2 separate regions of the Homo sapiens genome follow, and region 1 is linked to region 2. A link is a loop called in an ENCODE intact Hi-C map of the cell type or tissue named here. Cell type or tissue: mammary epithelial cell. All regions are shown on one strand. Links, peaks and the distances in the headings refer to the core of each region. The heading gives the core; the rest is flanking DNA.

Region 1 (11,875 bases), core at 2,010-10,009, 870 kb before region 2:
ATCTCAAAAAAAAAAAAAGCACCAAAGTCTACAGCTTAACTCTTTTTTTAGGTAACTTGTCATAGAGATGCTTTGCATCTTAATGTACTTTAATATTTGTCCTTACATTTTGTGCATTTGGTCTTGTTTATGTTCAGATGTCATAATTTCCTATGTTGTCTTCCAACAACTTCCTCTGAACCAAGTCTTGGCTCAATTCTTTCCTTCCTATGATCTCAGCTCCCCAGAAACTTCTAAAACTATCACCTCCACACAGAGGCCTTCCTGACTATATGTTCCAAAATAGCATCTCCAGTCTCTCTCCAGTTCCTTTCCCTGTTTTACACTTGTATATAGTATTTATCACTCTCTGACGTTCCCTTACATATTACCTTGTTTATTGTCTTTCACTCTATCTAGAATATAAGCTTCATAACACAGAGACTTGTTCCTGGGTGGGTCTAGGGTCAACAACAATGCATGGCCAATAGTAGGAGCCCAATAAATATTTGCTAGATGAATGAATGAATCTGCCTTTCTGTCTCTGTTCTTCTTTCTTCCTATTAATATTCTCTCCACTAATCGTGTACATCCTTCAGTGGCTGGTGCACTGCCAATGTACCAAGATATTTCAGTCTTTTGTTTTTAGTTCAATCCCACATTTCCACTGTATAAAAGGCTGCCCCTATGTCTCACACTTTCCGTTAACAGCATTTTATTTTCTACAAAGTAAAAAACTCAAAATTTGGTTCCCTTTGCTGCCAACTCTTACCACATATTCTCCCCAAATTTTTCAGCCTTTTGTCACTGTTTATCATTCTTAATATAACTCAGAATAACCCACCTTAAGTTTGAAGTGAGCATTGCCATTTACAAAGTATTTTACCACCAATGATCTTAACTCCTAAAACCTTACAAAACTGGGTATTTATCTAAAGAAATGAAGCTTATGGGCTGGGCACAGTGGCTCACGCCTGTAATCTCAGCACTTTGGGAGGCTGAGGTGGGTGGATCACAAGGTCAGGAGTTCAAGATCAGCCTGACCAAAATGGTGAAACCCCATCTCTACTAAAAATACAAAAAAATTAGCTGGGCGTGGTGGTGGGCACCTGTAATCCCAGCTACTCAGCAGGCTGAGGCAGAGAATTGCTTGAACCTGGGAGGGGGAGGTTGCAGTGAGCTGAGATGGCACCACTACACTCCAGCCTGGGTGACAGAGCAAAACTCAGTCTCAAAAAAAAAAAAAAAAAAGAAAGAAATGAAATGAAATGAAGCTTATATTCACACAAAAACCTGTACATGAATGTTTATAGCAGTTTCATTTGTAAGAGCCCAAAACTGTAAACAAATATTCTTCAACAGGTGAATGGATAAACTGGTACCCCCATATAATGGTGCACTACTCATTAATAAGAAGGAACAAACTATTAACACATATAGCAACGTGGATAGATTTCAAAGGCATTACACTGAGTGAATTGGCTTGAAAAAAAGGCAATCTCAAAAGTTGAAATATAAATCCATTTATGTAACATTCTCAAAATGACAAAATTATAATGATGGCGAGCAGATCAGTCAGTGCCAGGGCTTAGGGACAGGGGACAGTGTGACTGTGAGGGGTAATACAAGGAGTTTCTTTGTGGTGACAGCACAATTCTGTATCCTGATCATGGTAATGGTTACACAACCCTATACATATGAAAAAATTTCATAGAACTTGTATACTGAAAAAAAAAGTATGTGTAAGAACTGTGAAATCTGAATAAGATCTGTAGTTATGGTTAACATTGTACCAGCATCAGTTTGCTGGTTTTGATAATATTAGCACTGAAGAAAGATGAGTGAAGGACATAGGGGAACTCTCTATACTATTTTGCAACTTCTTATGAACATAAATTTTTTTAAAATAAAAAATTTAAATGATGTATAATTATAGGAATTATATATAGAATGTGAAAACTGACACTTTTAATTAGAACTATCAAGTAAAAAATTTACATTGCGGAGATTCTCAATTGCAAACATTAGCACCATTTTCTTTCTTTTTTTTTTTTGAGATGGAGTCTTACTCTGTTGCCCAGGCTGGAGTGCAGTGGCACAATCTCATCTCACTGCTGCCTCTGCCTCCCAGCTTCAAGCGATTCTCCGGCCTCAGCCTCCTGAGTAGCTGGGAATACAGGCACCCTCCACCACACCCAGCTAATTTTTGTATTTTTAGTAGAGACAGTGTTTCGCCATGTTGGCCACACTAGTCTTGAACTCCTGGCCTCAAGTGATCCTCCCACCTCGGACTCCCAAAGTGTTGGGATTACAGATGTGAGCCACCACGCCTGGCCTAGCACCATGTTTAATATTGTGTAGTTCTGTATATTCTGACCTATTCCAAAAACTTAATGAAAGAGTGACACCCTAAATTGGTACCCAATAGTCATGATTAATAAGAAGCAAATTTAATTTTACTAACCTAGAGCCAAAGTTGCCAATCAAAATTTCAAGAATAATTGCTTACACTGAGATGGTCTGTTTTCACTTCTGTAAGCCAAGGCCTGTCATCTACTGTGCAGCAACCACCAAAAATGCAATGTGATTAGAGGCATGCGTTTAATTGAATGTGCTAAATAAAACCTTGTTATATGCAAAAAGCTAATGTAATTTTAATCTGTAATCCTTCATTTGTGAATTTTGTCTGAATTATGTATATATGGTACACATAATTTTGTAAATAAACACCTACTCATTAAACAACAACAAAAAACCACCATTAACCCTGTGGCAGTCGTAGTGATGGCATGTGGCAGCAGCAACAGCGGTGCACATGTGTTAGGGCTCTCCAAACGCACTGTGCTAAGGGTTCGCATCGATTCATTTCCTCCTCACAACAGCCATCTGAGGAAGTACCAGCCCTTCATACAGATGAAAGTATTGACACACAGAGAGGTTAAGTAATTGAGTTACAGAGATACTAACAGTAACTGGGAATTTCTGATTCCATGTCTACTGCTTTGCCCGTGTGTAACAGTGCCTTGATCTTTACTTGCCTCTTCACTTTCAGCTTCCCTTCTGTCAATCCATGTATAAGTTTTCCCATTGCTGCCATAACAAATTACCACAAATTTAGTGGCTTAAACAATACAAATGTATTATGTAACAGTTCTGAAGGTCAGAAGTCCAAAATGAGTCTCACTGGGCTGAAATCAAGGGGGCAGCAGAACTGTGCTCCTTCTGGGGGCTCTAGAGAAGACTCAGTTTCCTGATCTTTTTCCCACTTTAGAGGCTGCCTGCATCCCTTGGCTTGTGGCCTCATCCCTCCACCTTCAAAGCCAGCAACATCAGGCCATGTCTTTTTCACACTGCCATTTCCCTGTTTCTCTTCTGCCTCCCTCCTCTGTTTATAAGTACTGTTATGGTTACACTGGGCCCACCTGGCTAAGACAGGCTAATCTCCTTATCTCAAGGTCGTCTGATTAATATCCTTAATTCTATCTGCAGCCTAAATTCCCTTTTGCCATATAACCTAACAAAATCACAAATTCTGAGAATTAGGACTAAGACATCCGGGGGCAGAGGGTGGCGGGGGGCGGCATTGTTCTGCCTGTCACTAGCCATAAGGCTGGCATTGAAGTAAGCTTTTTATCACTTCAGATGTATTTAACCCTTGTTAAATGTTTCAAATGATATTTCTTTGCTTTTCCAGTAAGTTTTATTCAAACTTTTTCATTTATATGTTTATATTCTTGCCTTATTAACAATTCAGCATGGTTTAGGAATACACACTGGAGTAAAGAAAATTATAATTTATGTTCTCACTTAAAAGCATGAACTAAGCTATGAGGACACAAAGGCATAAGAATGATGCAATGAATTCTGGGGACTTGTAGGGGAAGGCTGGGAGGCCAGTGAAGGATGGAAGACTACATATTGGGTACATTGTATACTGCTCAGGTGACAGGTGCACTAAAATCTCAGAAATCACCACTAAAGAACTTATCCATGTAACCAAAAACCACCTGTACCCCAAAAACTATTGAAATAAAAAATATAAAAAATAAAATTATAATTTTAAAAAATCAGGCTGGCTGGCCGTGGTGGCTCACACCTGTAATTTCAGCACTTTGGGAGGCCAAGGCGGGTAGATCATGAGGCCGTGAGATCAAGAACATCCCGGCCAACATGGTGAAACCCCATCTCTACTAAAAATACAAAAATGAGCGGAGCATGGTGGCATGTGCCTGTAGTCCCAGCTACTCAGGAGGCTGAGGCAGGAGAATCGACTGAACCCAGGAGGCAGAGGTGGAAGTGAGTGCAGATCATGCCACTGCACTCCAGCCTGGGCGACAGAGTGAGTCTCTGTCTCAAAAATAAATAAATAAATAAATAAATAAATAAATAAATAAATAATCAGGCTAATTTTGGGCCAAATCCAGTAGGCAAATATTTAAGTGTCTATGTAGGCCAGGTGCGGTGGCTCATGCCTGTAATCCCAGCACTTTGGAAGGCCAAGGCAGATGGATCGCTTGTGTCCAGGAGTTTGAGACCAGCCTGTGCAAGATAGTGAGACCCTGTCTCTACGAAAAACGCAAAAATTAGCTGGGTGTGGTTGCACACACCTGCAGTCCCAGATACTCATGAGGCTGAGATGGGAGGATCGCCTGAGCTCAGGAGGTTGAGGCTGCAATGACCTGTGATGACACCACTGCATTCCAGCCTGGGCAACAGAGGGATACTCTGCCTCAAAAAAGAAAGAAAAGGCTGGGTGCAATGGCTCACGCCTATAATCCCAGCACTTTGGGAAGCCGAGGCGGGTAGATCCCGAGGTCAGGATATGAAGACCATCCTGGCCAACATGCTGGAACCCCATCTGTACTAAAAATACAAAAATTAGCCGGGTGTGGTGGCTCGCGCCTGTAGTCCCAGCTACTCAGGAGGCTGGGGCAGGAGAATCGCTTGAACCAGGGAGGCAGAGGTTGCAGTGAGCTGAGATTGCGCCACTGCACTCCAGCCTGGGCAACAGAGCGAGACTCCGTCAAAAAAAGAAAAAAAAGAGAAAAGAGAATAGTTGTGCCCACGTCAAAGGAAAAATTGTCTCTGCGGTTCCACTAAGTCCCAGTAGGTGGCGGTAACACCATACAAACTGGTTCCGGCTTGCTCTCTTTATTGAAAGAATCCATCTCCTTTTGTCATTGAGGTTACCGCATTTTAGTATGACTTGATGGGCCCTGTCTGTAATTTAACAATATTGGAATCAAATTCTGATATCTAATCACATGGATATAAGCTCTATTAGATTTCAATTAGCATTCACTCTAATTTGATTATAAGGCTTCAGCCATTCAAATGGCTAATAGGGAGACACTTAGATAATTGCAGCTGTCTGGGGTTATTACATTTGCTATCATTTTCACAGAGTGATTCATGTAAAGACTGGGCCATAAAATCTGTTTGTGTTGTTGGAGACAAGCCATGATGGCTTACTGGGGTAGGCAGCACTATTAAGCATTTTGCTATTGTGGTCTGGCATTTGGGATTTTTTTAATTAGGATGGCAAATATGATGGATATTTAGGATTAGTGTTTACCATTTATCTGTATTCCAAAGAAATATTCTTGATTATTCATCCACAATATTGTTTCATTTGACAAAAAAAAAAAAAGCATTAGCCAAGTTTCCTTTTCATCTTTTTTAATTGAACTGAATAACATTTAAATTGAATATATTAACCACACCAAAACTTACCTCCTGCACAAAAGCCTTCCTCAGTACATGGAATCAGGATATTTGTTCTCACCTAAGATTATTCCTAAGTGTAAACACTAGATAGAGGTGTTTGACCAAAATTGCTGGAGCCCTTGGCAAGGATGTTAAAGACTTGCTTCAAGTATAAAAGGAACAGTTGGATTAAATGACCTTAAAGGTCACTTCTAGCTCTTACAGTCTAAGAGTTTAGAGATCAATAACAGCAAAAAATGTCCCTGTCCCAAACAGCTGTCAGATCCTAGGAGCAGAAGCAGCTAGGATCTTGAAGTAACCTGCATGTGATGTGTTATTCTAGGTGGAGCAGCAGGGCCTGCTCTAGAGAGGTTGGCAAGTTCACCTATAGAAATTCACCCTCTGCTCTATGTGGGCCCCCAAGAGCCAATTCAAATCTGGAAAAGTCATCAGTGAAAACTCATGTGTTGTGTTGTGTTTTGTTTTGTTTTTGAGATGGTGTATTGCTCTGTCACCCAGGCTGGAGTGCACTGGCACTATCTGGACTCGTTGCAACCTCCGCCTCCCAGGTTCACGCGATTCTCCAGCCTCAGCCTCCTAAGTAGCTGGGATTACAGGCAAGCACCACCATGCCTGGCTAATTTTTGTATTTTTAGTAGAGACGGTGTTGGCCAGGTTGGCCTTGAACTCCTGACCTCAAGTGATCCGCCCGCTTTGGCCTCCCAAAGTGCTGGGATTACAGGTGTGAGCCACTGTGCCTGGCCAGAGCCACTGTGTCTGGTCTGGTTTTATATCCAGTATTTTATAATTTGTACCCACAGATAACTTGACAATTTGCCAATATGACTTCAAAATTATATTCTGTTCAAGATAATAAATGTAGTCTCTGAAGGCTTAAAACCAAAATGTGAGGGAGGCTTGCATTTTTTGGTAGTTTTTCTGCTAGAAAGTATTTCTCACGTACCAATAGGAAAACATTAATTTCATAAATACCCCTACATCCTCAGAGGTCTAAGACATTTTATTTTAGAATATAATCTCTTAGAGTTCAGGACTGCATCTTTATAGTTCCAAGTTTTTTTTGCAGGACCTAGCTCCAGGTTCCAAGACAACATAGTCAAGTACTAGATTCAGGGGGTACATGTGCATGTTTGTGACAAGGGTGTAATAAGTGATGCTGAGGTTTGGGGTATAATGGAACCTGTCACCCAGGTAGTGAGCATAGTACCCAGGAGCTAGTTTTTCAGTCTCTTCCCCCCCTCCCTCCCTTCTCCCTTCTGTAGTCCTCAGTGTCTACTGTTACCATCTTTATGTCCATGTGACCCAGTGTTTAGCTCCCACTTATAAGTGATAACACGCAGCATGTGGTTTTCTGTTCCTGCACTAATTCACTTAGGATAATGACCTCCAGCTGCATCTGTGTCGCTGCAAAGGACATGATTTTTTTTCCACAACTTTCTTAGACCAATGATCTATTCAGCCTAGTAATCTGCCTTTGACTGTGGCAACTATTATACTTTGAAGATTTCTATTTGTTCGAATATAAGTTTAGTAACCTTCCAGGATGACAAAAAGTCCTTTAATGTTTTAATGAGGTTTTTTTCCCATTACAGGTGGTTGTGGGTGGGCCAAGACCCAAAAGCTTGACCATAAAAAGGACTGAAGGTCTGAGCCACAGCTCACAAGTCATAAGGGTGGGGTTAATTTTTCCCAGAAGTGTAGACGATGAAATTCGTAATACAGAAAAAATGTGGTAGACATTGCCAGGGCAATTCACTTGGAATTTAGTGAAGAAGCTGAGGATAGGAGTTGGGGTGTGGGTTGGGGGAGGATGGAGTAGGGCACATTTATACAGAAAAGGTGGCCAAAGAAACCTATTTCCTTCCATATACGTCTCTCCATATGGGTCTGTACTCTGTTGCTTTGGGAAAACACGCAACTTGGCACACTGATCAGCCACTTTGTGGAGGGAACTTCTATACCCTTTAGGATTGGGAGCTTCTGGGGCCCACTCAAGGCTGGGACCTAAAGTTCCCTCAAAATATGTTTTAAAGCAAGAGAAATGGAGTGATATTTTCTAGGGGAATTTACTAAATATTGTCAAAATCAGTTCCTAAGGTCCCAGCATTGATCTGGCATTCTGTTACCTCTGATTTCATTTCCTATTACTCCCCTGACTCACACGACTTCCCCCATGCTGACTCCCTGCTGTCCCTGAAGGTGCATCCTTCTCCGGGCCTCTGCACTCACTGAAGACCGCCTGGCCCCTCCTTCCTGCACAGCCACACAGCTCACGCTCTTCATTCAGGTCTTCACTTCAGCCAGGCATGGTGGCTCACGCTTGTACACCTAGCACTTTGGGAGGCCGAGGCAGGTGTATTGCTTGAGCTCAGAAGTTCAAGGCCAGCCTGAGCAATGTGGTGAGACACCGTCTCTACTAAACATACAAAAAAAAAAAAAAAATTAGCCAGGCTTGCAGGTGCATGCCTGTAGTAGTCTCAGCTACTTGGGAGGCTGAGGTGGGAGGATTGCTTGAGCCCAGGAAGTCAAGGCTGCAGTGAGCCGAGATCACCTCATTGCACTCTAGCCAGACAACAACAACAACAAAAAAGTATTTACTTCATGGTTGCCTTCTTGTCTACTCTGGCCACCCTACCTAAAATGTCAACATGCTCTCCTGCCCTACATTTCTACACTTTTCCTTGATTTCTTTTTTCCTCCTTAGCACTCTTGCTAACATATTATATTCTTTTATTTTGTGTTATTAGTATCTCCTACACAAGGTAAACTCTCTGAGGACAGAGGTTTTTTTTGTTCCTTTTTTTTTTTTTTTTTTTTTTTTGGAGACAAGGTCTTACTCTGTCGCCCAGGCTGGAGTGCAGTGGTGCGATCTCGGCTCACTGCAGCCTCGACCTCTTAGGCTCAGGTGATTCTTACGCCTCAGCCTCCCAAGTAGCTGGGACTATAGGTGCACGACACCACACCAGGCTAATTTTTGTATTATTTGTATTTTATTTTGAGATGGGTTTTCACCATGTTGCCCAGGCTGGTCTCAGATTCCTGAGCTCAAGCAGTCCTCTCGCCTCGGCCTCCCAAAATGTTGGGATTAGGGATTACAAGTGTGAGCCACCGTGCCTGGACTCTGAGGACAAAGTATTTTACTATATCTTTAATGCCCAGAACAGTGTCTATCTAGAACAGCTTGAGTGTTTTCAATGAATAAAGTTCAAGGAGACTGTTTTCATGAAGAAAATATTCTTTTTAAGCAAACTAATAGTATAAGGAGGGTTTCTGAGAAAATGATTAAGCAACCTGAAAGACCTAACTCCCTTCTAGAACCCTTGAGTATTTTAAGTGTTAGAGATAAAGAGGCTTATACGGAGGAGTGGTCCTCAATGTGGTCCTGGGCCAGAAGCAATAGGTAACCTGCAACTGGTAAGAAATGCATTCTCAGGCCTCAACCCAGATTTACTGAATAAAAATCTCTGGGGGGTGGCCCAGCAAGCTGTGGTTTAACAACCCTCCAGGTGACTCTAATACAAGCCAAAGTTTGTACCAACCACCGATATAGAGGAAGGAGCACCAGGCTCAATATCTAGAGATCTGGGTTTTAGTCCAATTTGTTTCATTGTGTGACCTTGAGCACATCACTTAACTTCATCAACTTCCATCTGTTTACTGATAAAATGAAAGAGATGCCACGTTTTCATTATGTGCTTTTAATGAAATAATTGTAAATCTTTGAATCACAGCCCTGAAGGAGCCCTTTAGTTAGCCTGTAATTGTGTATTTAAAAGTAATTAAACATCATATCTTAAATAAAACTTTCTTTTCTTTCAGTCTGGCCTTTCTCTTCTCAAGTTAGCCTGAATTCATGAGCTTTAGCTTATCTGTGCAGTTTCCTATAGACACACAATCTTGCCATACTTGACACTTGGTTTACAAAGACCACTTTCTTGTACTTCTCACGGTCTTCAGGTTTTGGGCAGCCCTGTCTTCTGCTTTTCCTCACATCTCTCTGGATGCTTTTCCTCAGTTTCCTTGGCTGGCTTCTCAGCCAAGCTCACCTCTTTGGGTGTTCCCAGTCTTGGTGTTTGGACTTCTACACACAATTCCTGGGTGGCTTTGTCCGTTTCTCAAATAAGTCAATGACTTCCAATATACTGCATGCTCTTAGAACTCTCCACATTAAATTGGCTGTTTGTATCTACCAGGATCTTGAAATTAGTGTGTCCAGGATGGAGCCCATCATCTTCCCCTCAACCTGCTCTTCCTCCTGTTTTTCCACTACATAACCAAAGTCAGAAACAGAGCTCCTAGATTCTTCCTTGTCTCCTTCACATCCAATCAGTCACTCAGACCTCAAAATCCTTGTTCTTAGATTTCTCTGTAGCCATCTCACTTTCCAGTCACTGTCTTTGTTTTTTTTTTTTTGTTGTTGTTGTTGTTTTTATTTTTACAGAGTCTTGCTCTGTCGCCCAGGCTGGAGTGCAGGAGTGCAGTCGTGTGATATCTCGGCTCACTGCAACCTCCACCTCCCGGGTTCAAGTGATTCTCCTGCCTCAGCCTCCCGAGTGGCTGGGATTACAGGCATGCGCCACTGCATTCAGCTAATTTTTGTATTTTTAGCAGAGACGGGGTTTCACCATGTTGGCCAGGCTAGTCTCAAACTCCTGACCTCAGGTGATCCACCTGCCTCAGCCTCCCAAAGTGCTGGGATTACAGGCATGAGCCACTGCACCTGGCCTCCAGTCACTGTCTTTAACTGGCCACCAGCCTCATGCCTAACCTACTCCAGTTTATTTGCCACACTGTCTTCTAAAGCATACACCTGATCAGTAATCCACCACAGCTTTCAGGGTGCAGGCCCAGCTTCTCGGCTCGGTCACATGACTGTGTGCTGTGTCTTTCCTGCCTACTCATATCCCGCTACCACACAGCAAGCCCTGTGAAGCTGCTTTCACACCTCCCAGCCCCACCACAGGCTTAACCCTCTGCCTGCACATCCTTCTTCCCACTCCTGACTCTGACTTGTCTTTCAATAGCTGCCCTGGACCATCCCTCTCAGTGTGGTGTGGCTTCCCTCGCCTCATGCTCCCAGGCCACTTTGTTCAGGCCTCGGCCACATCTCTGATCACTCCCTACTAGAATTACTCATTTACCTGCTGGTCTTCTCACCAGCCTAGAAGCGCCTTGAGAGCAGGAGCCATATTTATTTTTATTTTATAAATAAAAATTTATTTTTATTATGCTCCATATCACAGCATAGTGCCAGGCACCAAAAAAAAAAAAAAAAGAGCTTCATAAATGCTTGACAGATTAATGGGTTTTGCTTTCCCTACCTACAGTGCTTTGCTTCTTTAGAGTTTTTTTTCTCCCCCATATTAACCCTGTTGTGTCAATATTTCACATTCCCTTTATCTTAATCAGGCCTGCGACAAAACATAGCTACAGGCAGTCAGGGACAGACATTTGAGCTTGAACTAAGAAAGTGAATTTACCCAGAGGGAAAGCCTCTGATCAGAAGTCTGGGGGCGGGAAGGGGTGACAGCCTGTCTGTGAGAGCCCTGACATTTTGAAAGCACCAAACTCACTGTCACCCTGAGCTTTTCCTGTGGGGAGCAACAGAGGTGGGGGCTTTTACCCTCCCTTGTGGGCAGGGCTCGAAAGCAAATTTCCCTGCTGAGTTTTCCTTTTGTGGTGCCTGTGACCACGAAGGAGGCTGCCCCAGGAATCCCCACCTATTTTTAGCCTCAGTTCAACACCCTGCAGACAACAACCCTCCCATATACCTCTAAGTTAATTTCCAGTCTTGTCACTGAGCTGGCCTGACAAATCGATAGACTCAATCTTGCTAGTGAAAAGACAAAGTGAGAAGGTTAAGGCCTTTAACAACAGAAAGCTGCAGTGATGCCCTGAGGCTCAATACGTCAAATAGCCTCCTGTACCACTTTTATAAAACAATTTAGTATATGTTCATATGTAATAGTATTTGAATGAAGTTCTCTGTGCCCAAAGTCCAAGATGTGAAGTCTACCCGGATCTAAACTGCCTAGGGTTTCCTCTTCAAGGGAAACTTTCCTGGGAAATCAGTTGTTCCAGATGTTGCCTTAGTCAGACTGCAAAGCATACATCATTCTCTGTACACCAATGGGCTTTTCATTTTAAATATTATTGGTTTATGTATACT
Region 2 (11,875 bases), core at 2,159-10,158:
AGTGATCCAACCGACTCGGCCTCCCAAAGTGCTGGGATTACAGGCGTGAGCCACCGCGCCCGGTCTGAATGGACTAATTCTTAATGTCATCCAAGAGGAAATCAGAATATTTAGAAAGGAGCCAGGAGCCAGGGTTCACCCAGGGCGCGGTGCAGGGTTATCTTTTTTTGTTGTTGCTTTTTGACTCGCTCTGTCGCCCAGGCTGGAATGCGGCGCCGCCATCTCGGCTCACTGCAACCTCCGCCTCCGGGGTTCAAGCGATCCTCCCGCCTCAGCCTCCCGAGTAGCTGGAACAACAGGGGCGCGCGCCACCAACGCCCGGCTAATTTTTGTATTTTTTGTAGAGAAGGGGTCTCGCCATGTTGGCCAGGCTGGTCTGGAACTCCTGGGCTCAAGCGATCCGCCCACCTTGGCCTTCCAAAGTGCTGGGATGACAGGCGTGAGCCACCGCCCCCTATCGGGTTATCCTCTTTGATCACAAAACGGGCAATTTCTTGAGTCCAAGTCAGAAATGACCAGAGGGTACTTTGTGGGGCCACCCTGTGTGCGGGGGCGGGGAGGGGAAGCTCCAGTGCCGCGGGGAGAAGGCTGAACGGCGTCTGATCCCTACTCTGGGGCTCCCGGGAGGGGCGCCGCGTGGCTGCCACTGAAGAGGACCCGGCTTCCTTTCTTCAAACTCAAGACTCTTGAGTTTTCCTTCCAGCGTCACTACATTCGGCTACTAGATAGATATTCTGAGGTGGTTCATGTCACTTTTACTCAGGAAGACACGACAAACAAAAGTTACCACGATTTCTTACTGAGGTGGTTTCGCACTTAACGTCAGTGGGCGAAAACTCGCAGCCTCAGTTTTCTTTTCTTTTCTTTTCTTTTTCTTCTTTTTTTTCTTTTTGAGACGGAGTTTTTACTCTGTCGCCCAGGCTGGAGTGCAGTGGCGCGATCTCGGCTCACTGCGGCCTCCGCCTCCCCGATTGAAGCGATTCTCCTGCCTCAGCCTCCCGAGTAGCTGGGATTACAGGCACGCGGCACCATGCCCAGCTAATTTTTGTATTTTTAGTAGAGATGGGGTTTCACCGTGTTGGACAGGCTGGTCTCGAACTCCTGACCTCAAGTGATCCACCTGTCTCGGCCTCCCAAAGTGCTGGGATTACAGGCATGAGCCAGCACCCCCGGCCTTAATTTTTCTTTCTCCTCTTCTTCGATTACTATTATTTTTTTTAAAATAGAGACAGGTTTCCCTATGTTGCCCAGGCTAATCTCAAACTCCTGGTTTCAAGTGGTCCTCCTGCCTCAGCCTCCCAAAGTTGCTGGGATTACAGGCTTGAGCCACCGCACCCGGCCACAAGTGCCCTTTTTAAATAAGCTCCTATTTTTTTGTTGTTGGTTTTGTTGTTTAATTGTTGTATAACCGGTTTTATTCCATCAAATTGAGTTCTCTACAAAGGATATCATTTTATACCTGACCATGGTTTATCCTTTTGGTGAGTTATTGGTTCTCTCTCTCCAAATAGCATCATTATTCCCTAAGGTCCAACGTCATACATGTGCCAATTTGTTTCAGCCCGGATGCTTTTCCAGTCCACTGTGAAACTCACTCTCTGCCATACCCCTTTTCTTTCAGAAGGCATACAAGTACCAACTAGGTGTCTCTTTCTCCAAGGAGCTCCACAAAATATTCCATCCAGAGTGCAGATGATGGTAGGTAGTCTTTAATTTACACAGGTGTCTTCCCAGTAGGTTTACGGGAGAATCAAGAGAATGAAAGAACACATGTTCCTCAGTCAGAGGGCCTATCTGTATGGGAACTGCCAGCGAAAAGTAACAAGTAGAAAGTTTACCCGGAAAATCAACAACCTGCATTGATCTATCACCAGATGAAAATTGGGAAATTTCAGAGGAACTTGAAGCATAAGTAGCACCAAAGGGCCGGGGGCAGTGGCTCACGCCTATAATCCCAACACTTGGGGAGGTGGAGGCGGGCGGATCACTTGAGGTCAGGAGTTTGAGACCAGCCTGGCCAACATGGTGAAACCCCGTCTCTACTAAAATTACAAAAATCAGCCAGGCCTGGTCGTGGGCGCCTGTAATCCCAGCTACTCGGGAGGCTGAGGCAGGAGAATCGCCTGAACCCGAGAGGCGGAGGGTGCAGTGAGCCGAGATCATGCCACTGCACTGTAGCCTGGGTGACAGAGCAAGACTCTGTCTCGGAGGGGGAGGCGGGGGGAAGTAGCACCAGTATCTATCAGAGAAGGTAAGGCTATTTTTTGGGCTGAAGAAGTTATTGACACATTGGGTTGGTTCTCCTGTTTCCCCTGCCGAGACTCCCCCAATCTGTCAATTTTGCGATATTTAACAATTATTTTTCAGCTGAGAGTTTTGTCCTTCTGGGCTCTCCTGATTCCCTGGTCCCTGCAACTTCTGCATTCTCTGGTGCCTCTTTCCTTTTTTTTTTTTTTTCTTTCTTTCTTTTTTTTTTTTTTTTTTTTTTTTTTTTTTGTGACGGAGTCTCAGTCTGTTGCCCAGGCTGGAGTGCAGTGGTGTGATCTCGGCTCACTGCAGGGAGATCTCCGCCTCTCGGGTTCATGCCATTCTCCTGCCTCAGCCTCCCGAGTAGCTGGGACTACCGGCGCATGCCACTGCGCCCAGCTAATGTTTGTATTTTTAGTAGAGGTGGGGTTTCACTATGTTGGCCAGGATGGTCTCGATCTCCTGACCTCATGATCCGCCCGCCTCAGCCTCCCAAAGTGCTGGGATTACAGGTGTGAGCCACCGCGCCCAGCCCTCTGGAATCTCTTTCTACAATCCCCCTTCTGCCCTCCTGGCCCTTGCAATAATGACTTAAAAGGTTTTCCCGTTTCCTTTGCTCCTTTCATAGGGGGTCCAGAGTAGGAACTGATTCCCCTTAGTTGTGAGCAGCTAGCACAGCAGTTTAGCCTTTCCTCATTTCTTCTTTCTCTAGACTGTCCCCAAATCTTAGTAGAGTCTCGCTGTATTGCTCAGGCTGGAGTGCAGTGGTGCGATCTCGGCTCACTGCAGGGAGATCTCCACCTCCTGGGTTCAAGCGATTCTCGCGCCTCAGCCTCCCAAATAGCTGGGATTACAGGCACACACCACCATGCCCAGCTAATTTTTGTATTTTTAGTAGAGACGGGGTTTCGCCACGTTGGCCAGGCTGGTCTCAAACTCCTGACTTCAGGTGATCTGCCCGCCTTGGCCTCCCAAAGTGCTGGGATTACAGGCGTGAGCCACCGGGCCCGGCCTACCCTACCACTTTTTGCCTAACTTGAGTTTGGATAGTCAGTAAGAGAGCCCAGACAAAGATGGGCTAACACCTGGGCAGAATTTTGGTCTGCTCCTGGATCTATGCCAGTAAATTCTGAGAAAGCCTCAACAAACTGCTGAGGAAATCAATGGGAGACTCTGGGACTTCTGGGTACACAACTTCAATTTTTCTTTTTTTCTTCTTTTTTAAGTAGACAGGAAGTCTCCATATGTTGCCCAGATTGGCCTCAAACTCCCGGGCTCAAGTGACCCCCCCGCCTTGGCTTCCCAAAGGGATGGGATTGAAGGTGTGAGCCACCGCGCCCGGCCGACAGTTCCGTTTATAGCCCCAAGAAAGGTCACCCCTTTACATAGGTAGGCAGATGCAAGCCCTAAAATACATGTTGTCAAGGATTTGTCCTCAAGAAAGAAACCTAGCACTGTTTGCTACACACAGTTCATCCTCAGTTCAACTGGTAATTGCAGCGGTCAGCTGTGTTATTAATTGCCTTTACCCAAAGGGAAAATAAAGCCTCTGATACCTCCATGACAAGGAGGTAGTGATAACTTGGAGCCAGCCACCTAGGCTAAATTCCCAGAGATAGAGGCCGGGCGCAGTGGCTCACGCCTGTAATCCCAACACTCTGGGAGGCCGAGGCGGGCGGATTACCAAGAGTTTGAGACCAGCCTGGCCAACATGGTGAAACCTCGTCTGTACTAAAAATACAAAAATTAGCTGGATGTGGTGGCACGCGCCTGTAATCCCAGCTACTTGAGAGGCTGAGGCAGGAGAATCGCTTGAACCCTGGAGGTGGAGGTTGCAGTGAGCCGAGACTGCACCACTGCACTCCAGCCTGGGCAATAGAGCAAGACTGTCTCAAAAAAGAAAAACAAAAAAGTAAATAAATATAAATCAATCAATACATAAGTAAATTCCCAGAGACAGAAAGGAGACAGGGGGACACTATCTTCCTTGATATTTACCTTTTGAGTTGGTGGCTTCAAGGCCCTCAAGGGAAAACCTTCCTAGGTTGTAAAACTGGCAAGAGGCTTATTTAGCTGTTAATATGACTCACGTAGGCCAGGCGTGGTGGCTGACACCCGTAATTTCAGCATTTTGGGGGGCCGAGGCAGAAGGATCGCTTGAGCCCAGGAGTTCAAGCCCAGCCTGGGCAACATAGGAAGACACCGTCTCTACAAAAAAAAAAAAATAAATAAAATAAAATTAGCCAGTTAGCCATGTGTGGTAACGCAAACCTGTGGTTCCAGCTAAGGAGGAAGGCTGAGGCCGGAGGACCGCTTGAACCCAGGAGTTCGAGGCTGCAGTGAGTAAGCTAGGATAACGCCACTGCACCCCAGCCTGGGTGACAGAGAGAGACCCTGTCTCAAAAAGCAGAGACTCACGCCTCAAAGGAAGGGGAAAGTCTCTTTTCCTTATGGCACCAGGGGCACATGTTTTTGTTTTTTCTTTTTTGAGGCAGGCTCTTGTCACTCGGGTGGGAGTGCAGTGGCGCCATCACCGCTCACTGCAGCCTCCTCCTGCCTTCTGTTTTGTTTTGGTTTGTTTTGTTTTAATTTAGAGACGAGGTCTCTTGCTGTGTTGCCCAAGCTGGTCTCCAACTCCTGGGCTCAAGTGATCCTCTCGCCTCAGCCTCCCAAAGCGCTAGGATTACAGGCGTGAGCCACCGTGCCTGGCCAACATTTTTCTTTCCTTCTACCAGTTTTGTATTATTTACTTTTTTTTTTTTTTTTTGAGACAGAGTCTCGCTCTGTTGCCCAGGCTGGCTGGAGTGGTACAAGTGGCATGATCTCAGCTCACTGCAACCTCTCCGCCTCCTGGGTTCAAGCGATTCTCCTGCCTCAGCCTCCCGAGTAGCTGGGATTACAGACACACACCACCATGCCCGGCTAATTTTTGTATTTTTAGTAGAGACAGGATTTCGCCACGTTGGTCAAGCTGGTCTCAAACTCCTGACCTCAGGTGATCCGCCCACCTCGGCCTCCCAAGGCGCTGGGATTACAGGCGTGAGCCACCGCGCCTGGCGTGTATTTACCCTTCTATTACACATATCCCGGGGGTGCTGAGGTCTGGGAAGGCTTGGACATAAGGGTCTTAAGACAGCAAAATGGCAACATTATAACTGGAGGAAAGGTCCATGTCAGGATGGTGGCCCTGAACATCAGAGTCTCTTGTTTCCTCCTGGGGACATGTACAGAGGCTGTCACGAGACTCTCCTAAAAGCATTCATGAAAAGCCTTTTTCTTTCCTTCTTTCTTTCTTTCTTTTTTTTTTTTTTTTGAGACGGAGTCTTGCTCTGTTGCCCAGGCTGGAGTGCAATGGCGCGATCTCGGCTCACCGCAACCTCCGCCTCCCGGGTTCAAGCAATTCTCATGGCTCAGCCTCTGGAGCAGGTGGAATTACAGGCACGCGCCACGCCGCCTGGCTAATTTTTGTATTTTTAGTAGAGACGGGGGTTTCACCATGTTGCCCAGGTTGGTCTCGAACTTCCTGACCTCAAGTGATCCGCTCGCCTCGCCCTCTCAAAGTGCTGGGATTACAGGCGTGAGCCACCGCGCGCGGCCCATGAAAAGCCTTTCTACCTGGCTTTTCTGACCAGTCTTGCGTGGTCTCCCAAGGCCGTTAGCGAGGACCCAAAGTCTCCTGTTCTTGAGGGCCTTGTAGTCCGGCCTTCACTGTCATGCATGACACGCCTGCTTCTCTGGGAGTGGGATGACTCCGTTCTAGTCCTTCCAGAAGACGCTGCTGCCAACAAGCCCAGCAGCTGCCTGGGTGGGATCAGCAGCTCCCGCGGACTCGATCTCCCCCTGGGTGGGGAACTCAACCCCGACAGGTCCTTCCTAAACCTCTAAGCCGGATACTTCCCTGGACCAGGATTAATTGCCCGCCCCGTACGTATTCTGTCGTTTCTGCCAGCGGTTACCAAGACCCTGGGATATTTTCCCCAGGGAAGAGAAAGCAGTTCTGGCTTTTTCCTCTACACACCCCAAACTTGCAGGAAAAACGCGGCTTTGGCCTGGAGAAAGCACGAGATCGTGACGTTTTCACGACAATACCCTGGAGAACATAAACCCACAGTATAATTGGCGCGTTACTAAAGGATCCCCCGCGGGGTGAGAAAAAAGCAGCAATCGCCCTACCCCCACAAAAACGTGAAAACGAAAGCGAACTGCCCAGCAGCCCGTGTTTTGAACACCACACATCCAGACCCAGCGCCGATCATAATAACAGCTACCTTTCAACTTCCAGTAAGGCAGGGGAAAGCGCGAACGCAGTCCCCCACTACCACAAATTATGCAGTCGAGTTTCCCACATTTGGGGAAATCGCAGGGGTCAGCACATCCGGAGTGCAATGGATAAGCCTCGCCCTGGGAAAACCACCTTCGTGATCATGGTATCTCCCCTGCCAGGTAAGTATGGACTGGCCGTGCGGCTTCCTCTCATACCCTCGCGCCCACCACACTCTCAACACACGGTCACTTCTCTCGTGCGGCCCCAGCCCCCTCACCCTCTCCAGCCCCCTCGCTCCACCGTTGCCGCTAGGGGAAGACACCCCGACAGCACTCGGATATCGCGCGCGGGACATGGGGTCCCAGGCCGAGCGTGACCGGCAGCCTCCGCGCGCCGTGCTCATCTGCATACGCCACGCCCTTGCCGGGGTCGTCCCCGGCGCTCCGGTCTCTCCCGCTCCCGGACCGGGGACCTACCGACGGCGTGGGACAGGCCTGGGTGTCTCCGGGGCTGGTTGGGCGCAAGTGGGCGCGCGGCCGGGAGTCTGGGACCTGAAAGGGAGGCCTGAGAGGACGAGAGAGTGCCAGAGAGAGAGAGAGAGACAGTGACAGAGAGAAGAGAGAGACAGAAAGACAGTGACAGAGAGAAGAGAGAGAGAGAGACAGGAGAGAGGGGAGAGAGAAGACAGAGAGAGAGAGAGAGAGAGAGAGACAGTGACAGAGGGAAGATAGAGAGAGAGAGAAGGAAGAAAAGAGGGGGAGAGAGAGCGAGCGAGCGAGCGAGCGAGCGAAAGAGAGTTTGCGGCCCCACCGCCCAGTCCCCAAGGGATCTAGCGTCTGGGCCGGGCAGGGCTCGGGTTTGGGCTCACCTTCCTTTCAGCAAAAAGCAAGTTTCGGCCCCTTCTCTTCTCGCCAGCCCAACAGAAGTCTTCCCCACAGGGCACAACTATTATGAGGTTCGCCTCCTCCCCCCGGTTAAACATTAAGCACTAAGATTTCCCCAAGCAGCTTGACAGAACATCGTTTTCCTTGAGCATCTTCCCTGGTAGGCCTGTCAGAAACGGCTGTAACTAACATAGGCGGCGACGAAACCTAGGAAAACCTAAAGGAGGGGGGCCGGGTGGAGTCGGGGGGGAATCAAGCCTCTTACTTTGAGGGAAAAAAAAATCAGGACAAAGTACAAAGTTGTCCACTATGCAAACCGTGCACCGGTCGAGTTAAGTGTATAACGCTGGACAACAAACCATTTTTGAACACTTGGGAAAATCTGTAAATACACTATTATTATTATTGTATTCTTCTTCTTCTTCTTCTTCTTCTTCTTCTTCTTCTTCTTCTTCTTCTTCTTATGTGAGACGGAGTTTCGCTCTTGTTGTCCAGGCTGGAGTGCAATGGCGCGATCTCGGCTCACCGCAACCTCCGCCTCCCGGGTTCAAGCGATTCTCTTGCCTCAGCCTCCCGAGTAGCTGGGATTACGGGCATGCGCCACCACGCCCGGCTAATTTTGTATTTTTAGTAGACACGGGATTTCTCCATGTTGGTCAGGCTGGTCTCGAACTCCCGACCTCAGGTGATCTGCCCACCTCAGCCTCTCAAAGTGTTGGGATTACAGGCGTGAAGCACCACGTCCAGCCACTGTTATGTTTTATAGTCAACTCACACGATCTGAGATATTCTATGTAATCTGTTCAACCTTCGTTTTATGCTTAGATGGTGAGTCGTCCTCGATTTTTTTTTTTTTTCTGAGACGGAATCTCGCTCAGCCGCCCAGGCTGGAGTGCAGTGGCGTGATCTCGGCTCACTGCAACCACCGTCTCCCGGGTTCAAGCGATTCTCCCGTCTCAGCCTCCCGAGTAGCTGGGATTACAGGCATCCGCCATCATGCCCGGCTAATTTTTGTATTTTAGTGGACCAGGCTGGTCTTGAACTTCTGACCTCAGGTGATCCGCCCGCCTCGGCCTCCCAAAGTGCTAGGGTTACAGGCGTGAGAGCAACCGCGCCCAGCCGATTTTTTTGGACAGTAGCCTGAGAAGTTTCTTATCTTTACTACTTCTCCCATCGAGAAGTAGAGTCCAATTCCCCTCTCCTTGGATCTGGTTTGGCCTTAGTGACTACCTTGCACAACGGCATGTGGCAGAAGTGATGTCCAGGGTCTCCCGAGGCTGGGTCGGAGGCATCCTTACAGCTCCCATCTGGGTCTACCGGAATCGTCTTGGAGGTTTGCGCCGCCATGGAAGAAGGCTGACTACGCAGGCTGCCGTGTCGTGAGGAAGCCCGAGGCTTTGTGGAGAGAAATGCATGGAAACGGTTTCAGTCCCCAGCCGAGACCCTAGGCATCAGGGAGCAGAACATCAAAACTGCGGACTTGGGATACAAATGAATGATCACTGTTGTTGCAAAGCCCTTACGTTTTGAGGGTGGTCTTTTCGTGAAGCAATAGAGAAACGGAACGGGGAGACGGACAGTGAGCAGACAAGCAATAATACGAAGCAGAAGGGGGAAAAACGTGGACCAAGGGATAGAGAAGAGGGCATGGAGAGAAAAGGCTGGGGTTGAGGGCTTAACATATTAGACAAGGGGGTCACGGAAAGCCTCCCTGCTTCTCTCTGTTTGCTCCAAACTCTTGCTTCTCTTTGCTTGCTCAGCATCAGCGCATAGCGCATAGAACCCCCAAAGGCCACCCCACAATGGCAGCCTCAGCCCCAGAATTTACGTGTCCTGTTACAAGTCCTAGGGCCACAACAAACTCTCTGGACTCATTTGATTTTCTTCTAATGTTTTATACACACACACACACACACACACACACACACACACACACACACATATATATATGTATTTTTTTTTTTTGAGACGGCGTCTCACTCTGTCAGCAGGCTGGAGAGCGGTGGCGCAATCTCGGCTCACTGCAACCTCCGTCTCCCGGGTTCAAGTGATTCTCCCGCCTCAGCCTCCCAAGTAGCTGGGACTACAGGTGCTCGCCACCACGCCTGGCTAATTTTTGTGTTTTCAGTAGAGACGGGGGTTTCACCATATTGGCCAGGATGGTCTCCATCTCCTGACCTCGTGATTTGCCCTCCTCGGCCTCCCAAAGTGCTGGGATTACAGGTGTGAGCCACCGCACCCGGCCTCTCATGTAAAATAATTAAAAAAAAAAAAATTCTGGGCCGGGCGCGGTGGCTGACGCCTGTAATCCCAGCACTTTGGGAGGCCAAGGCGGGCGGATAACCTGAGGTCAGGAGCTCAAGACCAGCCTGGCCAACATGGTGAAACCCCGTCTCTACTAAAAAATACAAAAATTAGCTGGGCATGATGGCGGGTTCCTGTAATCCCAGCTACTCCGGAGGCTGAGGCGGGAGAAAAACTTGAACCCAGGAGGCGGAGGTTGTAATGAGCCGAGATCGCGACATTGCACTCCAGCCTGGACGACAGAGTGAGACTCCGTCACAAAAAACAAAAAACAAAACAAGAACCAAAAAAAACACATAAAAAACAAACAACAACAACAACAAACGAAACCTCTAATCACAGGTCAGTTTTACTGTTTCTCAGGTCCAGACTCGTTCTGTGCTGTTGGCAGGGTATCCTGCAGTGGCCACTCCTGTCTTACTAACAGACCCTGATTTTGTCCACAGGATCAACACACCCAGCTAAAACAGCTCAACTTCCTCATCACACAACACAGTTCTGGCCAGTTAGACACACGTCCCCGGAAAGGGCATCTCCAGGAGAATAAAAAGGCCAAGCCACTTTTTGAAGAAAGTCTTTGTCCCTACCCCCTTTTTCTACCTGGAAGTCAGACTCAGGCCTGGAGTGTAGCGGCCGCCTTGGTACCTGGAAGCAACAATCATGGCCGGGAGACCTTACACCTGGCATGGTAGAGCAGACGGAGGAGGGGCCGCCTGGTGAATAGCCTGGCCAACAGCCCCAAACTGCTACCCCTTAAATTCTGGGTAGGTGAGAAAAATAAGTCCTGTCTAAGCTGCTCATTGTTTTAGTTACCTGTAGCCAAAGTTAAATCCTGCCTAAAAGGGTTCTCCCCTCATTTTTATATTACATGCCATTTTTTATTTTATTTTATTTTATTTTATTTTATTTTATTTTATTTATTTAGAGACAGAGTTTCGCTCTTGTTGCCCAGCCTGGAATGCAATGGCGCGATCTTGGCTCACTACAGCCTCTGCCTCCCAGGTTCAAGTGATTCTCCTGCCTCAGCCTCCCGAGTAGCTGGGATTACACGCACCCGCCACCACGCCCAGCTAATTCTTTTTTTTTTTTTGAGCCGGAGTCTCGCTCTGTCGTCCAGGTTGGAGTGCAGTGGCGCAATCTCAGCTCACTGCAAGCTCCACCTCCCGGGTTCACGCCATCCTCCTGCCTCAGCCTCCCGAGTAGCTGGGACTACAGGTGCCCGCCACTGCGCCTGGCTAATTTTTTGTATTTTTAGTAGAGACGGGGTTTCACCGTGTTAGCCAGGACGGTCTTGATCTCCTGACCTCGTGATCCGCCCGCCTTGGCCTCCCAAGGTGCTGGGATCACAGGCGTGAGCCACCACGCCCAGCCAAAAAGTTGTTTTAAAATTTTTTCGAGAGATAGGATCTCGCTTAGTTGCCCAGGCTGGTCTTGAACTCCTGGGCTCAAGCAATCTTCCCACTTTGGACCCCCACAGTGCTGGGATTACAGGGGTAAGCCACCACACCCAACCTCAATCTTCTTGTGATCTGTTATGTTGACAACCAAGACAGCTACTTAGTGGTTGGTTGATGGGTGGACAGTGTATACAGCATGGACACACTGGACAGAGGCATGACTCAATGTTCCAGGTAGGACGGCAACAGATTTCATCACGCTACTCAGAACAGCACAACATTTAAGACATAAATTGTTTCTGGAGTTTTTCATTTAGTATTTTCAGATTTCAGGTGACTGCTGTAACTTGAAGCAAGAAAAGTGAAACTACAGAAAAGGGAGGACCACTGGACGGCTGCTTTCATTCTACGCCCACTTTTTAGAGTGCATTCCTACAATAAGCACCCTAATAATGTAAACCAGGGGCCAAGGGATGCACCTTCCACTCTACTTCCTTCCCCAGAAAAGACCACCTTGGTAAATACAGAATGGCAAACGGTTAAGTGAAACACTGTATAGCTTCTGGCCCTATACTTAGTATTTCTTAACATTTACACAGCATTTTCACATTTCCAAAGCAGAGTACCAACATTTATTAATCCTCACAACACCCCTGTGAGGTAGGTCAGTATGTCCTTTAGAGTCGAGAACTGAGGCAGAGGTCAAGCAAACCTGCCCTGGGCCACAGAGCAGCAGATGAAGGGCCTAGACCTGGATCCAGAAGCTAGGGCTCTCGGTC

Evidence for each region. A loop is a pair of places that touch in the nucleus more often than their neighbours do. Peaks named below come from ENCODE experiments on the same cell type or tissue, not always from the same donor. Only the 100,000 strongest peaks of a DNase experiment are listed, where the experiment ranks them.
Region 1: it touches region 2 in a loop (19-fold over the local background); 3 of 110 quality-filtered maps call a loop at or near these places.

Annotation. Positions count from the first base shown.
Region 1 is chr14:35,415,787-35,427,661 of GRCh38, reverse strand. No RefSeq gene overlaps it. Among named protein-coding and RNA genes, the nearest start is that of NFKBIA, 17 kb to the right of the region's middle. In mammary epithelial cell, for the core only: a CTCF peak has its summit at 5,083 (motif pointing right); a DNase peak (open chromatin) is centred at 7,401.
Region 2 is chr14:34,541,537-34,553,411 of GRCh38, reverse strand. LOC112268123 (a long non-coding RNA gene) reads left to right here and starts at 9,958. Exons shown (of 2, transcript XR_002957583.1): 1 at 9,958-10,463; 2 at 11,423-11,875. It overlaps LOC105370449 (a long non-coding RNA gene), which reads left to right. Exons shown (of 3, transcript XR_007064114.1): 2 at 1,622-1,698; 3 at 8,619-9,323. It overlaps LOC105370447 (a long non-coding RNA gene), which reads right to left. Exons shown (of 2, transcript XR_943739.1): 2 at 11,706-11,875. It also overlaps the pseudogene RNU1-27P. RefSeq lists a silencer at 1-102 and enhancers at 5,816-6,387, 6,654-6,884, 6,388-6,959. In mammary epithelial cell, for the core only: no CTCF peak of the experiment used is centred there; DNase peaks (open chromatin) are centred at 4,921 and 5,401.